Linked DNA regions of Homo sapiens: region 1 is linked to region 2. Evidence: read pairs that join two places in POLR2A ChIA-PET (ENCODE). Cell type or tissue: PC-9. All regions are shown on one strand. Links, peaks and the distances in the headings refer to the core of each region. The heading gives the core; the rest is flanking DNA. Region 1 has its middle 34 kb from the start of HDAC11. Region 2 overlaps WNT7A (Wnt family member 7A).

Region 1 (7,436 bases), core at 1,357-6,356, 340 kb after region 2:
CGGCATTGTGTTGGTGGCATTACTGTCCCGCTTTATAGAAGAAATGGAGAAAAAGAGAGAAAGGACCTGCCCAAGGTCACACAGCCAGGAAGTGGCACAGGCAGGATTGAACCCAGGACCCATTTTCAATGCCCCTGAAACCAGCCTGCCATGCTTGGGGCCTGAGCCTCACTTGAGCGGGCATGGGAAAGATGGCAGCCTCCTTCCCATCAGTGGGTAGGGCTGGAGGTCGATGGTCTTGGACCCTGGATTCACAAGGACCTTGGAGCCCAAGTCTCCACGCAGTAGCTGCCTCCTCCTGGATCAAGTTTATTAGGCCCTATAACTGGGCTCCTGCCTCAGTTTCCCTTGCTGCCTAGAAGGCTGGGTCCTGCTGCTCCTCCTGGGTCCAGGAGACAGTTCCTGTGTGGCTGTCCTGACCAAGGTTACAGATCCCTCACCTTCCTTCTAAGGTGGCTCCTGGTGCTCACTAAGCACATGTGAGCACCCTGGCCCCGGACCCCACCATGTGCCTCCTGTCCTTTTTCCTGGGCCTTGAGTTGGAAGGGCAGCAGGGACAGAGGGCTCCGCCCCCGGTTTCTCAGTAGAGGTAAAAGATGGAGGCCGACAGAGGGTCAGGGCCTGCCTCAGGCCACCCAGTGCACAACCTGGGTCAGCCAGGGACTGTCCCAGGCCTGGGAGCTGCAGAAGCCGAGGGGAGGGTGGGGCTGCCGGGGGCTGGGGCTGATGACTGCTCTATCTTCCAAACAACAGCAGCAAGGGATGGCAGCCAGGCTGTCGGGACAGCCTGTTCCCATAGCGGGGCCCAGGGGAACCTAGCCTGACCACACCTCGGCTATGCCGGGCCTGACATCTGTGCAGCTGCATCGGGTGACCCAGGCTGGCCCTGTCCCTGCTCAGTTCCTCCGAGGGCTGCAGCATGGCAGTAGCCCAGGGCCCGCGGGTCCACCATTTCCGCGGCTGATGGGGCTGGGGGTCCTCCCCGAGGTCAGGGGACCCATCCCCTGCCTCTGGGGGCACCTGCCAGGCTGGTGGAAGAAAGAAGGGGAGAGAAAGCTGAGGAAGCAAGGGAGGGAGCTGCCACCCACTCCGCTTCTACTTCCTGCAGCTTCTGTGAGGGGCTGTCACCTCCGGAGGCTTGCTGTGGGTGCACATGGTACGCAGAGACAGTGGACGTGGCTGGCCCACACCAGGCAGCTGTGTGCGGCAGAACCCTCGCATCCAGCCTAGAGTGCCTATAGCAAGGGCTGCCATCAAGACCACTTGCTTCTGGGCATGGTTCTGAGTGCTTTACATGAGCTGACGCATTTATTCCTCACAGCAACCCCAAGAGGCAGCTACTAATATTATCCCCATTTTATGGATGAAGTAAATGAGACTGGGGCGGTTAAGTCATTCACCTAAGGTCAAAGGAAAGTGGGCCCTGACCAGTGCCGTCCAGTTTATCCCAGTACCGGTACCCCTGTGGATGGAAAGGGTGAAGCCTGTTCCTCCCACGCCCACTGATGTCTCCTCCAACACCGCCCCCCGCCTCCCCCGCCTGGCCTGGCTGCCAGCAACTCCTTGGACGCTCCAGGTGGAAAAACAATTGTGGGGCTGGCTCGGGTGGCTGGAGCAGCCGGGAGCTCCAGGCTTGGTGTCCCACCTATGCCAAGCCGCCAGAGCAGGGTGGGGGATGGGAGCACTTGCTCAGGAGCAGGGTGGGGATTCAGAGGAGACGCTGGGGCCCACCAGGGATGGCAGAAGCAGGCCTCTACCCCGGCCTGGCCAAAGTCGGCTCTGGGCCTGCTCCCCACAGTCAGAAGGGCAGGGGGAGCCCCCCAGCAGGCACCAGCCAACTTCCCTCCCGACTGGAGCAAATGACTGAGTCTTTACCAAGCGCCTACTAAGCACCGCAGGCCCTGTTCCGGGGGTCGAGTCAGGGACAGACCCAATCCTGCCCCTTTACTGCCTGGCAGGAAGAACAGGCAAGGAAACACACAGTCTCAAGAATGCTTGCTTGTTTCAACTCCCTGGGGATCTCAGTTTGAGCTGAGGAAACTGGGGCTCTGGGAGACGAAGTGAATCGCCCAAGCACTCAGCAAGGCCGAGCTGAGATTCTGAGCCCTCGTGCCTGGGCTCTGAACTCACCCAGATCCCACCTTGGTGCCAGCTGCTTCTCATTGAGCACCTACTGTGTGCTGGGTCATTCCCAGGCCCGCCCGACCCTCCCAATGGCCCCCCAGGTGGGTATGGCCATTGCCATTTTAGAGAAGCGGTAGCCGAGGCTCCGAGTCGGGGAACCACTTGCTGAGAGTCACCTTGCTGGAAAGGGACCCCACCCCAGAGTGTCTGACCCCAGAGCCCACAGCCTCCCCCAGACTTTTTCTGGAAACTCCTGGCATTTAGGGGAGTGAGAAAGAGCTGTCCTGAGCAGGTCAGAGTGGTGTCAGGGATGCTGCCAGTGGGGCCACCTCCTACACTGGGGACAGCTGGGGGCTGGACCTTGGCTGACACTATCCTTTTACAATGATACGTTATTCATCTAGCTTAAGCCACACAGATGAGAACTCTCTAGATAATTTTGGTCTTTCCTTTTAGACAACAACACAGTTATAATTTAACTATTTTAAGAGGACATGAAGTCTACACAATGTCTTCTCTGCGTTAATTACCATGGTGAACCATTTTCAGGCCACAGACCAGTACAGTGAAGGTCTTGGTGCTCAGTGAGATAGGGAACGTTACTTGCACCTACACAAATGGCCCCAAACTGATATTTTGTTGTTATTCTTGTTCTTATGTCTGCATTTAACGGTTGTTCTGTCTCTCTCTTATTGTTGAGCTGTTATTTCTAAAAGCGCTAAGGGTTTGCTCTGGAAAGTAGAAAATAAGCTTGATGCATCTTGTGAGTGTCTGAGTTATCAATGGTTCTGCTGTGAGCAGAACTTAACAACAAAGGGAATTCACCAAAATAATAAATTACACCAAGTACTTATCGAGCTAGAGAAGCTCTGGGGACTCAAGGATTAAAATCAGGGTCTTGATTATGGCATGGTCACTAGCCTTTGCAGCAATTGTTTGCAAATTAGAAAAAGGCTCCACTTCTTCAAAATACTTTACTAGTGCCTACTAGAAAATTATTTTAATCAATACACAAATCTACTGTGATTACCGTGTAACAGCAGCCTCGAGAGTTGTGCAGTGCACAACCTGTGCAGATGCTCATGGCAGCCCTATCTTGACATCACCAGAATTCCCTCTTTTCCATCATGTTTTTTCTTTTTCTCCCTTCGTTTTACTATTTCATACCTCAGACAGGCTTTCTGTTTGTGGTGGGAAATATGGCTTCTCTAAAACTTGATAACTCAGAAGATAAAGTCCTTCCTCTTCCACTCAAAATGTAAAAGTAATGTAAGGACTCTTGAGTCACATGATATCTCTAAACCATCCCTATGATCAGGGAAATGGAAAGTGTATCAGCCAGGCTGATATCAGTAAGGTTATGCTGCAGAAACAAACCACCCTTAAGCATCAGGAGCTTAAACAATCAAGGTTTATTTATCGCTCACACTGGATGTCAGCCCTGGTTTGACTGGGAGACCTGAGTCATCTGGGATTTCAGGGACCCAGACTGTCGGGGGCTACAGCTTGAAATGTGCTCCCTCCATCGCTGTGGCAAAGGGGTTGTGGAGAATCGCACACTGGCTCTTAAAGCTTCCACTTGGAGGGCACACAAGCCACTGAGCTCATGGTTCATAAAACAAGTACATGCCACGTCTAGCCATGCAGGGGATGGAGGTGCAGGCCTGCCCAGCCTGGAAGAAGCCTGGTCTAGGGTTATCTGAGCTTGAATCACACACTTACACAGCCCCTGGAATCATAGCCTAGGTGGGCAGGGCACTGTGACTGTTCCAGCCTGGGACTGGGGAGAGGGAGCTCTTCAAGGAAGCAAGAAGGATGTCACCTGGCCCCAGGCAACCATGTAGGGCAGCTGCCAAGACTCAGCCAGCCTGGAGCGGCCACACCCAGCCTCTGGGCACTGCGGCCAGAGGAACCCGAAAAACCCAAAGGGACAAGAACTCCAGGGAAGAAACACACTCCGGCCCCGCAAAAAGCATGGGAGCAGCTGGACCTGAAGACATCTCTTCTGCCCGCAAGAGAGGCTTCAGATGTGCAGCCCTGGATGTGTTCACACCCTCTGGAGGCAGCCATGGGTGGGCAGAAGCGCCGGGTGAGTAAGGACCAATCATCCACATCCCCTGGTGTGGCTGAGACCTTCCTAAACTCCTGTACCACACTTTCCAGCCCGGTTTTACAGAGCAGGCTACTGGGGCTTGGATGGGTCAAGGGACCTACTTAAGTTCACAGAGCCAGCTGGGAAACCTGCATGTACCAAACACCTACCACACACCAGGCTGCATTCCATTCTCAGGAGTTCCCATCCCCAGGACACAGGAGAGAAAACGCAGAGGCCGGGCACATCGCAGTCAGGCGGGCCCACCCCCGAAGCATCTGCCCTCCCCACATCACTCTCTAGGTAATGGGGTTGGGAGGGACCCTTTGGGATTGGGGAGCCAAGGGGAAAGAGCAGCAGTCCTTTTTTAAAGGACGATGAGTGTGACACGTGACCAAGGAACTCGTGCACCAAGTGGGCGTCTGCCGGCTCGTGTTTAAGGCACATTCCTGAGCTCCAAAAGGAGAAATAAAACTGTTCCCTTGTCTGTGAGCTGAAGAGGCAGCAATATTGTGGGGTAACTAGGACCAGATGGGCTCCAGGAATTTCCAAAGGCCTTTTAGCATATTAGACAAAATAGCCTCCCAGACACACACGGTAACTTTGTCTGGCCGCCTGGTATCGGTTACCGAGACAACCGGTGGAATGCGCACACTGGCTGGAGGGTCCCAGAAGGGAGCGGGCCTCTGGCAAGGCCCCTGCACACTCCCCACTGCCACAGCAGGAGCCCCCCTCACACTTGATCCCTTCCCTCTGGTTCCAAGACCAGGGCACACCCTGAGAAACTCAGCCTCTCAGGGTTGGCAGGGGCTAGGAAAGTCCCAGAAACTGGGAAGTCCCAGATGGTTCCCACAGCCCCAAGCCTCCACTTGCACCCCTTTGAGGGGTGTGAGAGGTCACACCCCACAGGGCACCCAGTGTGGGGGTGACTGCGGCCAGCTAGGTGTCAGCCCCGGGCTCTACCACCCTGGCTGGGAGAGCCTTGGGGGGCCATCAAACCTCCCCCAGTCCCCTTTCCTCATCTGCAAAACATAGTTACGTGAGGACAAAGCCATTTGATACAAGCGTGGTGCCTAGAGTGTGCCAAAACTAGCAAGCGCTCCTTCTGCACTGGCCACTATCATGGTGCTCTGTGAACAGTTCTGGCTATGAGAAAGTCCTTTCTCACTCTGACTTAGGTAATATTATTAGCTAAAATTAACTGAGCATTTGCCACGTGCCAGGGCATCTGATGGGGGAAACGGCTGAGGCTCAAGATGGTGGTTGCCTCACCCAAGGCAGCACAGCTAGACCCAAGCAGCTAGACCCAAGCTCTACTCGCTGTGGACACTGCCCTGCTGAACCCACCTCCCCGTGGGTCCCAGCTCCTGCTCGGCCCAAGGCTCCTGCTCTCTCTGGGTTTCAGTTTCCCTGTCTGTGCAAGGAGACGTTGGACTGCATGGGCCATGAGAATCCTTCCCACACTGGCCCTCTAGACCCTCATCCTGTCCTCAAATGACCCAGAGATGCAACAGGTCTGGAGAAACTTGGAGACCAGTAGGAGGGAAGACACGGTCTGTGTGCTGGCACCCAACACAGGGCCTGGCACCCAGAAAATAGCAGAGAAGTCACTGAATACAGCAGGTCCTCAAATAACATCGTTTTGTTCAACATCGTCTCGTTGATAAGAAAAAAATGTCGATTTCTGGCCATGCCCGCTGTCTGTGTGGAGTTTGCAATGTTCCCCCAACGTCTGCATGTGTTCCCTCCACGTACTCTGGCTTCTTCCCACATCCTGAAGATGTGGGTGTTAGGTGAACCAGTGTGTCTACATGGCCCCAGTCTGAGTGTGAGCGTGTCTGTGAGTGTGCCCTATAGTGATAATGGGGTGATATCCAGCTCAGGGCTGGTTCCCATCTTGTGCTCTTGGGACAGGCTCCAGCCACCCTAGAGCCGAGACTGGAATAAGTGGGTACATATCTTGTTTTTACTAGTCTTTCTTAAATGTATGTACACCTCACATTTATTTCAATGTTTAATATTAGAGGTGCTTCGTATTAGAGAAGTTTGATGTTGTTTTTGTGACCAAAAATACGCTGTAGGAACTGAACTCTTGTTTATATCAATTAGCCTATGGTAAAATTGGTTTTGTTATAGCTGGTGTGTTAGTCCGTTCTCCAGCTGCTATAAAGAAATACCTGAGACTGGATAATTTATAAAGGAAGGAGGGTTAATTGGCTCAGGGTTTGGCAGCTCTACAGGAAGCATAGTGCCTGCATCTGCTCCGCTCCTGAGGAGGCCTCAGGAAACTTACAATCGTGGCGGAAGGCAAAGAGGGAGCCCACAGGTCACATGGCCAGAGCAGGAGCAAGGGACAGAGGAGGGAGGTACCACACACTTTTAAATGACCACATCTCATGACAACTCACTCACTGTCATGAGGACAGTACCAAGAGGATGATACTAAACCTTTCATAAGAAAACCACCCCCATGATCCAATCACCTCCCACCAGGCCTCACCTCCAACATTGGGGATTATGTGAAATTACAGTTCAACATGAGATTTGGAAGGGGACACAGATCCAAACTTTTTTTTTTTTTTTGAGATGGAATCCCAATCAATCTGTCGCCCAGGCTAGAGTGCAGTGGCACAATCTCAGCTCACTAAAACCTCCAGCTCCCCAGTTCAGGCGATTCTCCTGCCTCAGCCTCCCCAGTAGCTGGGATTACAGGTACATACCACCATGCCTGGCTAATTTTTGTATTTTTAGTAGAGACGGGATTTCACCATGTTGGCCAGGCTGGTCTTGAATTCCTGACCTCAGGTGACCCGTCCACAGCCTCCCAAAGTGCTGGGATTACAAGTGTGAACCACTGGCCTGGCCTGATTCAAACGATTTCATGTGGTTTCACTTAAAGTCAGTTTCCAAGAACCTATCAAGGACTTAAATGTGGACTTACTGTACTGCTTTGCAGGGTAAATAAAGGTGGAGGCGTTGATTACAGTAATGTTGGCAACCCCTGCCCCTCAGTGATACAAGAGCTGAGGCTGATTAGGTGCAGTTCTGATGCTTAAATGGGTTCATTCGTTCTCACAACCACTCTGTGAGGCCGGTGCTAGTGTGAACCCCATTTGACGGATGGGAAAACTGAGGCACGAGGAGCTGTCACCTGTCCAAGGTCACATGGAGGGTAGAGGCAGCAGTGGGACTTGAATCTGCTGCCCTGGCTCCCAGAGTG
Region 2 (5,000 bases), core at 1-5,000:
CAAGCATTCTGACTCCAGAGCCTCTGTGTTAGCAGGGACACCATGGGTGGGCTGGCATGGCACGCCACGGCAAAGACAGCCCTGGCATGGGGAAGCTGTCCAGTCCAGCAGGTGGACAGGCCTACCTTCTGCAGGGTGGGAGGGCAGCGATGGGGTGGGGGGACAAGTTGTTTGTGTCTGTCTCCCCCTCCTGGGGAGGGAGGTCCCAAGGTGAATGAGAAGGTGGGTGGGGAAGGACCTCCCTGAGCATGGGACAGAGTGACCTGAGGCTGGAAGCAACTTGGAGCAAGTCATCTGCCTCCTCACTTGCTGCTTAAGCCGTCTCCATCCTGGCATTCTGAAACACCTTCTCTGGCCCCCCTTTGCCTGCTCTGGGTTCCAGGGCCTCTTCTTCCAGGTGCCTTCCCTGAAACCCACCCAGGCTACATGAGAGTGAACTTGCCCAGTGCTCCTCAGGGCTTATACCACACACAGGGCTTCCCATAGGTTGCTTTGGTCAGTCTTCACCCTGTAAAGCAGACGTAGCCCTTGAACCCATTTTGCAGGTGAGGAGACTGAGGCCCAAAGAGGCTAAGAGGCGAGGTGGCAGCACCATATTTAGGCCAACTCTGAGTGACTGCCTGTCCCACGCTGTCTCCTGCACCCCAGCTGCTCAGGACCCTGCCCTACCACTGGAGATACTCACAGTCCAGTGAGGGGGCCACAGAAGAAGGGAGGGGATGGACATCTGAAATAGCAGGTGACACACAGAAAGAGTAGTAGTGGCCACGAAAACAAGAGGTAGGGTGCAGTCAGGTTCCATGAATGAAACATGGGGCCAAGAGCTTTCCATGGACAAACTCATTCTCCCTCATTGCCATGAGAAAGTTACCAATGATATGTCCCCATTTTACAGCCAGAGAGACTGAGATGCAGGGAGGAGTAGTCCTTGGCCAATAGTCACAGATCCAGGGATTGATGTTCCTGGGATTTAAACTCAGGCCTTCTGGCCCCAGAGCCAGTGTCCTCTGTGGGTGTTGGGGAAACGCTGCTTTACGATGCTGTGAGCTTTATGCACGTGTGCAGTTTACATGGTTACGTCAAGTGTGCTCAGGAGTGGGGAGTGGGGACTGATGGGCTAGAGGGGTCCCCCACATCTGGCCTTCCAGATCCTGGGCAACCAGCCCACATACCTTCCTCCTTTACTGCCCAGTTGACTCCCCAGGTTCTGGGGTTGAATGGATGTGTGTGTAATGGGAGGTGCTCAGCTCATCACCCTAAAAGGGAGCTTTGTTGGAAGTTAGGAACGGGTACTCAGTCGAGCTTTGGAGAGCCATTGCATTGAGCTCAGCCTCACTCTTCAGTCAGGCCCAGCCTCCTCTCAGATGCTTGGGACCTGACCCCAACTTGTCTCCTCTTCTCTCCTCCTCGCAGGGAGCCGGGAGGCTGCGTTCACCTACGCCATCATTGCCGCCGGCGTGGCCCACGCCATCACAGCTGCCTGTACCCAGGGCAACCTGAGCGACTGTGGCTGCGACAAAGAGAAGCAAGGCCAGTACCACCGGGACGAGGGCTGGAAGTGGGGTGGCTGCTCTGCCGACATCCGCTACGGCATCGGCTTCGCCAAGGTCTTTGTGGATGCCCGGGAGATCAAGCAGAATGCCCGGACTCTCATGAACTTGCACAACAACGAGGCAGGCCGAAAGGTAGGAAGCCAGGGAGGGCAGCTGGGCGGCGCTCGCGGAGATGCTGCAAAATGGCTTGTTTGTAACATCTGGTGCTGGGTGTCTGTTGAGGAGCCACAGGGCTCTGCCCTCAGCCTCATTCTGCTTGGTGCTGGCATCAGCTTGTAGCTGGTCAGGATTTGTGTATGGCACGAAGCTTGTCAGTTACTGAAGAGGTTGGATAATTGAGTCTGCCTTAAGACGAATTGAATGTTACTCAGCAAGATGGAAAGAGGGACAGATGTGAACTCTTATCCTTGGGAGGGACCAAATTAGCCTTTCTCCCTTGCTCCCTTCCTGCCTCTCTCCCTCCTTTTTTCTCTCCCTCCCTCCCTCCTTCCCTCCGTCCCTCCTTCCCTTCCTCCCTCTTCTCAGGCTTCTGGCCACATCCTGTGTGTCAGAGCCTCACAGGTGGCCTTGGTGAGTCACACAGGGGAATTGCTCACCTGGTCTGCCCCAGGATGGTGTCCTGGGGGAAATTACCAGGCCCTGCCTGTCTAGTCTCATGGCTGGGAGCTCCTGCCCAGGGTGGTGCATCCCTGCAGTGGTCCCAGCTGCTCCCTCCTCCCTGTTTTTGTGGTCCAATCACCCTGCAGGTCCCAGGTCCCAGGCTCCCTCCTGCCTTGAAGCCCTCACTTCCTTGAGGCAGACAGGAGGAGGACACGTGGCTTCCCTCTCCCAGCCTCAATTTCCTCACCCACGGCTCCCTGGCTGGGCCATGGTGAGAATTAAAGGAGAGAATAGCACGTGGCCCGCAGCAAGTCAGGGTCAGGATGGATCCCGTGGGAGTGTGTTCTGTGAGCCACACAGCTCCACTGGGCATGAGGCTTGTGGCTGTTGCTCTGTCATACTGCCATGAGCCCGTGGGCAACACAGACACTGGGAACTGTCAGAGGCTGTAAGACCAATCTCAGTGGGCTTCCTGGAGGAGACAGGCCTCGAGAGATGAGCGAGGTTTGGCTAGGCAGGGAAAGGAGGTGGAAGCAGCCAAGATCTGGTGAGTGGGGGAGGAATGGACACAGACCCAGAGGTAGGGGCAGGGGGCCAGTTAGGGACCACACTGGCTAGTCTGTGAGGCCCTGAAAAGGGAACCCCTGCAGGTTGGGGCCGAAGAGTGCAGCCTTGTGTTCTGCCCCCAGATCTGCCTGTGGCTGCCATGTCCTTGTCCTTCAGGTTTCAGCCATGATGTCCTCTCCCCAGAGAGGTTTCCCTTTACATTCCTTCCTAGCCTTTTCTCCGAGTTTGCCTTGTTCCGTGGCTTTCTCCCCTCTCTAGACTTTAAGCATACCGAGGACAGAGGCCTGGGCTGTCTCAGACACAGCAGCACTCCAGAGCGTGGCACACAGTAGGCACTCTACAAATATGTATGGAGTGAATGGATGAGTGCCTTGTGGTTGCTGGGGAGCCACTGTGGGGCAGAAGTCATAGACCCTTGGGAGGCAGAGGGCTACTTTGAGTGGGGTCAGGAGCTGGGTATGAGTGGAGTGCAGGCCAGGCCTGACCTGATGTTTTTGAGCAGGAACAGCCCTCCCATCTCAGGAAAGCTCAGTAGAGGGCCATACATCCTCCTGCCTGCCCAGTGCTCTCTGGTTAGGGAGGACCTTTGGGGATGGCTTTCTAGAAAAGCACTTCTACAGACACTATGTATTTCCTGAGCCAAGAGGTGGGACTGTGGACTCCCCGGTGTATGCAGAGAAAGGGCTGAGTCACACCCGTCCCGCCCCTTTGTGCTACAGGGATGGAAATGGAGGCTCAGAGAGGGTACCAGCTGACCTGTGGGGACTCAGGTCAGTGACCACACACACCACTCAGCCAGAGCACGGTGAGGTGGTCTTCCAGCCTAGCCCCAAGTGGCCAGTCCCTCACTTGCTGCCATGGGACACCCCAAGGGCCCCGACGAGGGCAGGAACAAAGACAGCCGCCAGCTGCTGTGGGTTCCAGCCCCTCTTGCGACCTCAGTTTCCACATCTGTCGATTGGGACTATGACCCACTCCTTGTTCCGACCGGTGCCAGTCAGTTCCCCAGGATTTTGCAACACGCCATTTACTCAAAGGCATGGGACCCCACCCCAGAAGCCCCCTCCCAACAGGCTGCCATGGGCTCCACGCATGGCAGGGCTGGGAAACCGACAGGAGCAATGGGGCCAGCCTACTGCTGCTCCTGGCTGAGAGCCTCGGAAAGGCTCGCAGATGTGTTTATCACCCGCTCCCTCACTCCTGCCATGAGGAAACAAGACTCAACCTGACCACAGGCTCTGGGGCTTGTTGGCAGCTGGTGTGAGAGAAGGGGAAGCGGGGAGGCTGGGGTGGGGGGGTGCACCATGTGGCTTCTGCAGACCTGATGAGGGGCTGCCCCTGGGCTGAAGGGGAGCCCCCAACTCCCCTGGCAGTCGAAGGAGAATAAATGCTGCAGGGGCGTCCTGCCCTCACAGGTCCCCAGTTTGAGTCTAAGCCCAGCAGGATGTGGGCCATGGGGCAGGGGCAACACCGCAAGGAAGCTGCAGGGCATCCCCTCCTTTCCCTCATTGTCTCGTCAATTGTGTGGTCTGCAGGCCGAATCAGAATGGTTAGGTGCCAATATCTTTTGGCGAGGTGATTTTAGAATTATAGTTTCCCCTATTGGCATTTCGGGGCCTTTGTACTTTGGATTGAAATCAGTGGCCGCTCAGGTCGGGGGTCCCAGAATACGAAGTTCACATCCTAGCGTATGATGTGTGGAATCATAGGCTCCTCAGTTGGGAGGAAGGGAAGAGTCAGAAGCATTGTGCTGAAATCTTTGGATGGTGGAATCTTTGTGGCTTTGAATAATTTCTTTCCAGCCTTTTGGCCGCAAGGAAATTAACTACCCACAGTTTTTGCCCTCAAGACTAGACGTTCAGTCTAGTGAGAGAATCAGGTACAAGAAGCAAAAATTGTGATTCAGGGCTACACACTGTAGGAGAAACGTGATACAGAAAGTGAAGAAAAGAGGTCAGAGGAAGAGTGGTTTGTTTCCTCTTGAAGTCTAAGAGTGCTAGGCAGAAGAAGGGAACTCTTAGCAGGGCTTTGAAGGATAAGGAGTCCAGGTGGACGAGGCATCAGGAAGGAAGAGGGCAGTTCAGGCAGCACAGGCATGTTCAAAAGCATGAAGTCCTAACAGCATGCTGTGGGGGCTCCGTGTGGCCGAGGGTGGGGAGGACGAGTGACGAGGCTGCAGAGGGGCTAGATCCTAACACACAGCCTTGAATGCCAGAACAAGGAGTGGGACTTTGTCTTAGGCCAGAGGTGCCCAGAAGAGGCTTTGGTGGGGCAGTGCTT

What was found. ChIA-PET counts read pairs that join two places held together with the same protein. Peaks named below come from ENCODE experiments on the same cell type or tissue, not always from the same donor. Only the 100,000 strongest peaks of a DNase experiment are listed, where the experiment ranks them.
Region 1: POLR2A ChIA-PET joins it to region 2 with 8 read pairs; 1 of 35 experiments calls an interaction of 5 or more read pairs at or near these places.

What each region holds. Positions count from the first base shown.
Region 1 is chr3:13,510,812-13,518,247 of GRCh38, reverse strand. No RefSeq gene overlaps it. Among named protein-coding and RNA genes, the nearest start is that of HDAC11, 34 kb to the right of the region's middle. RefSeq lists enhancers at 1,350-2,278, 5,025-5,184. In PC-9, for the core only: no CTCF peak of the experiment used is centred there; DNase peaks (open chromatin) are centred at 3,877 and 4,377; H3K27ac peaks cover 2,056 bases.
Region 2 is chr3:13,851,217-13,856,216 of GRCh38, reverse strand. It overlaps WNT7A (Wnt family member 7A), which reads left to right. Exons shown (of 4, transcript NM_004625.4): 3 at 1,414-1,685. Among named protein-coding and RNA genes, the nearest start is that of WNT7A, 26 kb to the left of the region's middle. RefSeq lists enhancers at 1,084-2,051, 1,271-2,470, 2,052-3,021, 3,143-3,647. In PC-9, for the core only: no CTCF peak of the experiment used is centred there; DNase peaks (open chromatin) are centred at 2,146 and 3,356; H3K27ac peaks cover 4,672 bases.